Linked DNA regions of Mus musculus: region 1 is linked to region 2. A link is a loop called in an ENCODE intact Hi-C map of the cell type or tissue named here. Cell type or tissue: left cerebral cortex. All regions are shown on one strand.

Evidence for each region. A loop is a pair of places that touch in the nucleus more often than their neighbours do. Peaks named below come from ENCODE experiments on the same cell type or tissue, not always from the same donor. Only the 100,000 strongest peaks of a DNase experiment are listed, where the experiment ranks them.
Region 1: it touches region 2 in a loop (3-fold over the local background); 4 of 42 quality-filtered maps call a loop at or near these places.

Annotation. Positions count from the first base shown.
Region 1 is chr9:123,700,093-123,704,092 of GRCm38, reverse strand. Lztfl1 (leucine zipper transcription factor-like 1) reads left to right here. Exons shown (of 10, transcript NM_033322.3): 8 at 1,792-1,968; 9 at 3,120-3,223; 10 at 3,990-4,000. Among named protein-coding and RNA genes, the nearest start is that of Lztfl1, 16 kb to the left of the region's middle. In left cerebral cortex, no CTCF peak of the experiment used is centred here; no DNase peak of the experiment used is centred here.
Region 2 is chr9:123,843,290-123,847,289 of GRCm38, reverse strand. Fyco1 (FYVE and coiled-coil domain containing 1) reads left to right here. Exons shown (of 18, transcript NM_001110253.2): 2 at 3,682-3,831. The coding sequence starts at 3,777. It overlaps Gm51700 (a long non-coding RNA gene), which reads right to left and starts at 1,180. Exons shown (of 2, transcript XR_003948283.1): 1 at 1-1,180. In left cerebral cortex, a CTCF peak has its summit at 2,053; a DNase peak (open chromatin) is centred at 1,954.

The DNA of each region.
Region 1 (4,000 bases), 140 kb after region 2:
TTTGAATACTAATTCTTTATTGGTGTATAATTGATGTCTTTTCCTGTTCTATAGCCTGTCACTTTGTACAAATGATAGGTCCTTTGCCATACAGAAGCTTTTCAGTTTCATAAGGTCCCATTTGTTAATTGTTGGTCTTAGTGCCTGTACTATCAGTGTTTTGCTCAGAAAGTCTCTTCCTGTGCCAATGAGTTCAAGCCTATTCCTTGCTTGCTCTTCTATCAGACTTAGTATATCTGGCCTTTGTTAAGGCCCTTGATCCATTTGGAGTTGAGTTTTGTGTAGATTGGTTCGTAAGTATGGATCTATTTGCATTCTTCTGCATGCATCTATCCAGTTTGACAAGCAACATTTGTTGATGATCCTGTCTTTTCTTTAGTGTATGTTTTTGACTTCTTTGTCAAAAGTCAGGTGTCCATAGATATGTAGATTTATGTTTGGGTCTTCAATTTGATTCCATTGATCAGTATGTCTATTATCATACCATGCTATCTTTATTGTTATAGTTCTATAATAAAACTTAAAATCTGAGATAGTGATACCTCTAGGAGTTCTTTTATTATTCAAGGTTGTTTTAGCTAGTGTATGTGTGCATGCAAATATGTGTGTGCATGTGTTGAAATGTTTATTTTATTCAACCATTTCTATTTTCACTGTCTTCATTAAGACATTTGTTTCTATCCTCTTTAAGGTCCTTGAACATATTCATATTTGCTATTCTGAAGTCCTTGTCTTGTGCTTCACCTAGATTGCATTGCTTGGGTCCTATTACCATGAAGTTACTGGCTTCTGGAGAAGGCATATTGTATTGGCTGTTCATGTTTGTGTTTTTGTGCTGAGATTTAAGCATCTGGAATTAAGATGTTTCAAGTATGTTTTTAGTGAGGTGTCTGGTCATGTCTCTGTGGGTGAGTGTTCCATTCTTAGTTGCTGTTGCCCACTCTTGGTCCTGGACAAGTGGAGTCCCTAGTAGAGAGTGCTTCTGTAGGTTGAGAGTAATGTAAAGAAATGGAAATGGCCTGAGAGGAAAGGCTGAGAAAGGTAGCATGAAAGAGCTAGAGGAACTGGGGTCCACACCAAAAGGCACCCAAGAGATGGAGATGTGGTGGGAAGCACCTGCAAGCAGGCTGCTACAGGACAAATAATAGTCTAGGAAGGTTAGAATGGAGGACAAGAAAGGTTTGTTTTATTTGTTTGGTTTTGGCTTTTCAGAATAACTTGTCAGGGGCTAGGATATAGTTCAGGTAACTAAATGCTTGCTTAGTGAGCACAAAGCCCTGAACTTGATCCCTAGTACCACATAAACCAGGCATGTTGGTACATGCCTATAATCCCAGCACTGGGGAAGGTGAAAGCAGGAGGATGGGTGCCTAAGATCATCTTTGGCTACAAAGCAAGTCTGAAGCCAGCTTGATTTACAAGAAACTATGCCCCCAATTCCCTTCTCCGTATGATTTGCCAATTCCTTTCCTGGTACACACAACTGTCAAATTGAGATCTCATTTCTTTTGTTCCTTTCTGACTAAAATTCTAGCAGTTCAAAAATCCTATTTCCTATGTTTGGAATACAGTGACTATTGAGTATCTTCCCTGTGTACACCAAGGATGAGGCTGGATTGAGCCTGCTGGCAATCCTGCTGGGGCTGCCACTTACCCAGACTGTTGAGAAAAGCTGTGTGCACACACAAACAAGCATTACTCTTTCTTTCCTTGGATGTTGAGTCACTATTTTAAAACTGCTGTTATTTCGTATATCAAGGGAAATTATACTCATGTATTTGTTTTTCATAGGATTTGCTAAAGGCCCAAGACTTGGATGACTTGGAAAATACAGTTGCAACTCTTAGGAGTGAATTTCAGAAGACACTTAATGACAAGACAGAAAACCAAAAATCTTTGGAAGAGAACCTAGCAGCAGCCAAACATGACCTCCTCAGAGTACAGGAGCAGCTGAGCATGGCTGAAAAGGTCAGACGGAAGGGCTTCGCCTGTTCATGGCTGTTATCTAATACGCACAGTAGAGAGGCACAGATGTGACTAGATAAGTGGTACACAGTGCCAGGGGCAGCTCATTTTATTCTGAATTTTAGCCAATGTATGTTCTGAAGAGCTATCATTTCTTGGCACTTACCTTCTTCCATCTTCGTGATAATAAACAAACTGCTCCCTCCCTCTCTCCTCCACACGCTGCCTCCACCCTGCACCCTTGCTTTACTGTCTGTCTGCTGGTTCTTCTATAGCCTGAGAGAGATCTGGGTGGCTTTTGTTGTTGTTGTAAGATTTTGAAACCTTTTTTTAAATGGTGTATATGGGAAATAGTAAATTTTTCACTTTAGGAATTACATATTTAAGAATATTTATGCAAGGCTGGAGAGATGGTGGCTCTTAACCATCTGTAACTCCAGTTTCAGGGGATCCAGTGCCCTCTTCTGACATTGATGGGCACCAGACATTCATATGGTATACATACATAAATACATGTTCTATAAAACATTCATATGCATAAAGTAAATAAGTAAATCTATTTTCTCAATCATAATTCTTTTTGAAAAAGGATTGGGTACTAGGTATGGAATTCATGGCTCCTACATATTAGGCAAGTGTTCTGCCAGCTGTGCTACAGTCCTAGGAACTAAAAATCCTCAAACTCAGGGCTAGAAAGATGCTTGGTAGTTAAGACTCTTGCAGAGGATTTGCATTTGGCTTTCAGCACGCATGTCACATGTCTCACAACTACTTATATTTCCAATTCCCTGCATGAATTATGTCTATATAAATTCACACTCAAAACCCTTCCTCCTTGGGATTTAAAACTTGGGGGTTTAGAAAAATATTGTACATATTTTACTTAAAAGTTAGTTTATATGTTGAACAGGTTCCCATATTGAGGGCACAGTGTGATTAAGTTACTTGCTAACATGGTGTTACTTTGGAAAATAATACTATTTTATTAGATTCTCCTTTGAAGTATTTTTAAAGCTCAGGTGGTTATAATATTATACAAATATGCTTTTAAGGAAATTAGAAAATTAGCCAACAACATGCATTTTTTAATCACATTTGTTATTCTTCCCTTAACGTTCCTTAGTAATGGGCTGACAACATTTTTCATAAAACAGGAGTTAGAGAAGAAATTTCAACAAACAGCAGCTTATCGAAACATGAAAGAGATTCTCACCAAAAAGAATGATCAAATCAAAGACCTACGGAAAAGACTGGCAAAGTAAGCTGGCTGCTCCTGGCTTGGGGTTCCTCTCCCCACTTGCCAATGAGCTACAGGGTTGCTTTTAGGCTCAGCTAGACCTTTTTCCTCACCACACTGTACTCAGTTGCAGGCAAAGGCACAGAAACAGCAACTAGCAAGGCAACGCTAGGTATTTATACTTCGCAGTGTTCTGGCACTGATGTCCTTTGCTAGTTGGGGTCATTTTGTCATCAGTGGCTTTGCATAGAAACCCAGCTGAAGCTGACATTTTGCATTTGTTCTCAGGGAAGACATCTATAAAGTGAATTCAAGATTAGATTTGTCTTGGGAGGAGGTTTGCTAACCCTTAACTCATAGACATGTTAGCTGTTCTTGTTGATTTTAGGTTTGTTGCAATTGTACTAAGATATCAAGGGTCTAAATTTTAAATGCAGGCCTAGAATCTGAAGATATCTTAGGTGATCTGGTGTAGACTCCAAGTCACCATAATAGCACTAGCCCTGAGTATAAGTGACTTCTGCTGCAGTGGGGCTGTAAAATGAACTAGCCCTGAGTATAACTGACTTCTGCTGCAGTGGGGCTGTAAAATGAACTAGCCCTGAGTATAACTGACTTCTGCTGCAGTGGGGCTGTAAAATGAACTAGCCCTGAGTATAACTGACTTCTGCTGCAGTGGGGCTGTAAAATGAGTAGTAACAGCACTCCTGGGATAGCTACCAGAGGGACTTCACTCATGGCAGTAGCAAGAACAAAAAGGACATTATGCTCTCAATTCTATTTCCAGATATGAATCTG
Region 2 (4,000 bases):
ATATTTAGATTGCTGAAAGTTTACCCATGTTTCCACTATTTGAAAGATTTTTATTATTTACCTTTTTGGCATACTTTAATTCCTCAAGGTTTTGTTTGGTTTGTGTACTGAGGATCTATATTCTGTCCCATTCTTTTGGCAAGTAACTTACTGAGGATTCTTCATATACCTGAACTGTACTAGGTGCTGGAGAAATATGAACAGTAATGGAGTTATAGAACAAGTAGAAAAAACAGTGATTAAAGTACCATAATATAAAATGCCCAAGAGCCATAGGAGGTATGAGACTCTGTAACGAAAGCTTATAATTATAAGTACTGGACAGTTGGTGTTTTATCCGGCCTCAAATGATTTTTCTCATTTACAACTTTATTGGAGACATGTCTGTTTTTCCCATGGTGTTAAGCTCCTTAAATGCCAGAACTCCTCACCACCAGCATTGTTCAGAGCTGTGACACTCTCAATCTTGAATGAGATCTTCTTCCTTAATAATGGTGCCAAAAATACATCTTGTCTGGCTATCAGCTTGTTAGCACCAGAGATTATCTGAGCTTTCTCAAGGCCATGCATCGTGACTGGTTGAATATGTCTGTGATGTATTCTCCTTTATTGCCAAGTACCCAGGAGTTGTTATCTATAACCCTGCCTGGGCCACTTATACTCTATCTGGATACCAAATGTTTTTCTCTTACTCTCCTTGGTAGAGAGCTTCTTAGATAGGGCTACTATTGCTATGAGAAATACCTCTTGATGAAGCCTTTTGAGGAAAGGGTTTTGTAGGCTTATTCTTTCACATCATAGTCCATTACTGAAGGAAGTTATGATAGAAATTCAAATAGCTCCTGCTAGAGGCAGGAGCTGATGCATAGGCCATAGAGGAATACTGCTTGTTGGCTTGCTTGCTCTTCATGGCTTGCTCAGCCTGTTTTCTTACAGAACCCAGGACTCCAGCCCGTAAGTGGCCCCATTCATTATGGCTGGGGCACTCCCACATTAATCACTAATTAAAGAAATGCCCTACATACTTGCCTACAGCCTCATCTTTATGGAGGCATTTTCTCAGTTGAGGTTCCCTTCTCTCAGCTTGTGTCAAATTGATATAAAACTGGCCAGCACAATTGACCCCTTATCAACTTGACACACAACACATCAGTGTTAACTGCAACCTTTCCTTTCATTCCCTTGTTCAGCTGCAATATTACAGGTCAATATCAACATCACAATATAAAACATTTTGCAAACTTAAATAGTCTAACCGTCTTACAAATTCTAATACTTTAAAAGTTCAGTCTCTTTTTTAAAAAAACTGAAGTCTCTCAACTGCGGGCTCCTGTAAAGTGAAAAATAGGTTAAATACGTTCTTTAAGAGAGACGAGCCAGGGCACTGTCAAAATCTGATCTGAAGAAGCAAAAGCAAATTCCAATTCTATACATAACTCAGTGTCCAAGATCTAGAACCCACTCACCATCTTCTGGGCTCCTCCAAAAGGCCCCACAATGGGCTGGGCCATGTCATATAAGTTACTAATTAAGAAAATGCAATAGGCTTGCCTACAGCCTAATCTATGGAAACATTTTTTTCAATTGAGAACCCTCCTCTCAGATGACTCTAGCTTGTGTCAAATTGACATAAACTAGTGAGTACAGTAACTCAGCTTTAGTAAAGCTAGACTATGCCTTGTGAACCCCTCTACCTGGAGAAACACTGGGATGAGAAACAGACTTCTCATAAACTGCTCCTGTGTCTAGTCTATTATCCTTGATGAGTGGCATCAGTACTTGTTAGGGGCCTTTATCGGGAGTAGTTAGTAAGACTGTGATCTGTCTGAGTGCCTGGCTCTTTCTTCCTGGGCCTGAGAGGCTCTCTGTGTTTTCACTGAGTCACGGCTGTGCTGGCTTGTGTGTTAAAAATAGACCCTAGGCATCTGCTTAGTGACAAGCCTTTGCTGACCTGACCAGTCACTCTACTGCTTAGAAATATTTGGCGTCACTTATGGCTTAGTTGCTGTTTCCTTTCCAGGGCTTCCTTGCCCCACCTCCTGAAACCTGAAGGGGGCCATAGCACTGAGTGAGAGAGAGCTGGCACATGTTAGACAGATTCAAGGTGACATGTTACTGTGAACTGCTGAAATTCAAGGTAGGAGCCAGGAGAAGTGTTGTCATTTTCTGTAGTGGTGACTGTGCTGTCTTAAGGGCACAGCAGGATTTACTGAGAAAACCCCAGGTTTGAAATCACATAGAAGAGTAAGCCACTTCTAGTCATTGACACTGGGCCTTAGGTTACAGAGCATCAGCTTTTCTTTTGTAAACAGGAAAGGTGTTTACCCTACCATGATGATTGTGAGAAGTGCTTTGTGTAAATATGTACCAGCTCTCGGGAATATGGCTGCTACTGTCCTTACAGCAGACATTGTGCCTTTGCACAGAATACCTAAAGGGCAAATTAAAGCTTCCTAAAGGCCTTGATGTCCAAATGCATGGTCAGAACTCTCTTCCAGGTAGGTGCTCACATCTCTTTTTGTTCGTCTTCAAACATATTGTGACCTTAAACGACATTAACAACTGCCCAAGTCGTACTAGCTGTAGACTCTCCAACTGGGGAAAACTATGACTGAGCTTAAAATAGTACCTTGTCTCTGGTCTGATGGGAGGGCTATGTAAGCCCATGTCAGGGAACATTTTCATTCTCAGGCTTAGCTGAACACAAGGTAGAAGAGGCTCAAGTCTGATAATGGAAGAGCCACCTTTTACTAGGCATACCAGACTGTTCCTGTTAGAAGCCCTAGGGTATGTATCCCCTGCTTCTTGGACCCCTAAACCCTGCCTGCTAGAAGTTTTCTGACTATTCCTTTGAAAGAAGTATAAGAAAAATGGCTCTGAGCAGATCTGGCTCCACAGGGTTTAGAGGTGTCAGAGTCTGAGATAAGCGGGTCTGACCTCTGTGGGAAAACGTGAAGGAGCCAATGGAGACTTTTCTGAGGATTAAATATGAGGCAGTTTTGTCCCAAGAGACAGGAAGAGTAGCTTGGGAAAAAAACAGCTTTGCTTTTGAGTTGATCTTGCTTCTTTTCACATTTACTTTAGTTAGGGTTTCTGTTACTGTGATAAAGAATGTGACCAAAAGCAACATGGGGAGGAAAGAGTTTATTTTATCTTAAAATTCTCCAGTCATACTTTGTCACTGAGGAAAGCCAGGCAGGAACCTGGAGGCAAGAGCAGGAACAAAAGCCGTGGAACAGTGCTGCTGACTGACTTGCTCCTTGTGACTTGCTCGGCCTGCTCTCTTCTACCATTCAGAAACACCTGCACAGGTAGCACTAACCACAGTGGGAGGAGCCTCCCTGTATCAATAGCTCATCTAAAAACTGCCCCGGAGACTTGTCCACAGGCCAGTCTAAAGGACATTTTCTCACCTGTGGTTCCTTCTTCAGTAATTCTAGCCTGTGTCAAGTTGACCAAAAACAAACAAAAAAAAAATTAAAAAAAAAAAGACAAAACACACACAGAACAGTCTAGAATCAAGTCATGATGTCAGAATATAAGTATATCAGAAGCAAACCTGCTAACAAGATTCACACAGAAAGATCAAGCCATCTCCTTAAGGAAAGATACCTGATGAGTCCTTATACCCAGAGTGAAGGTCCTCTACACTCTATAAACTGTGGCCTATTCCCTGTACAGGTGCTACCATGGAGTCTGACCATTGCTGACCAGCAGCCACACAGCACTGAAGTGATAGCCTGCTTGGACCTACACATCTAAGAAAGAGGAAAGCCATGGCTTCTAGCAGCACTGAGACTCAGCTCCAGAGGATCATCCGTGATCTACAAGGTCTGGTTGAGTGGCTAGTTGTAAGGAACTTGGGCTTGTGCCTTGCCTGTTGATAGTCAGAATTCAGCCCTCTCCTTGTTCACGCACAGAGTAATTCGAGCCCTCAGGGACACATCATATTGAAATATTTGGTTTTCAGATATCCAGTCTCTGTGCACATGGGAAGGCT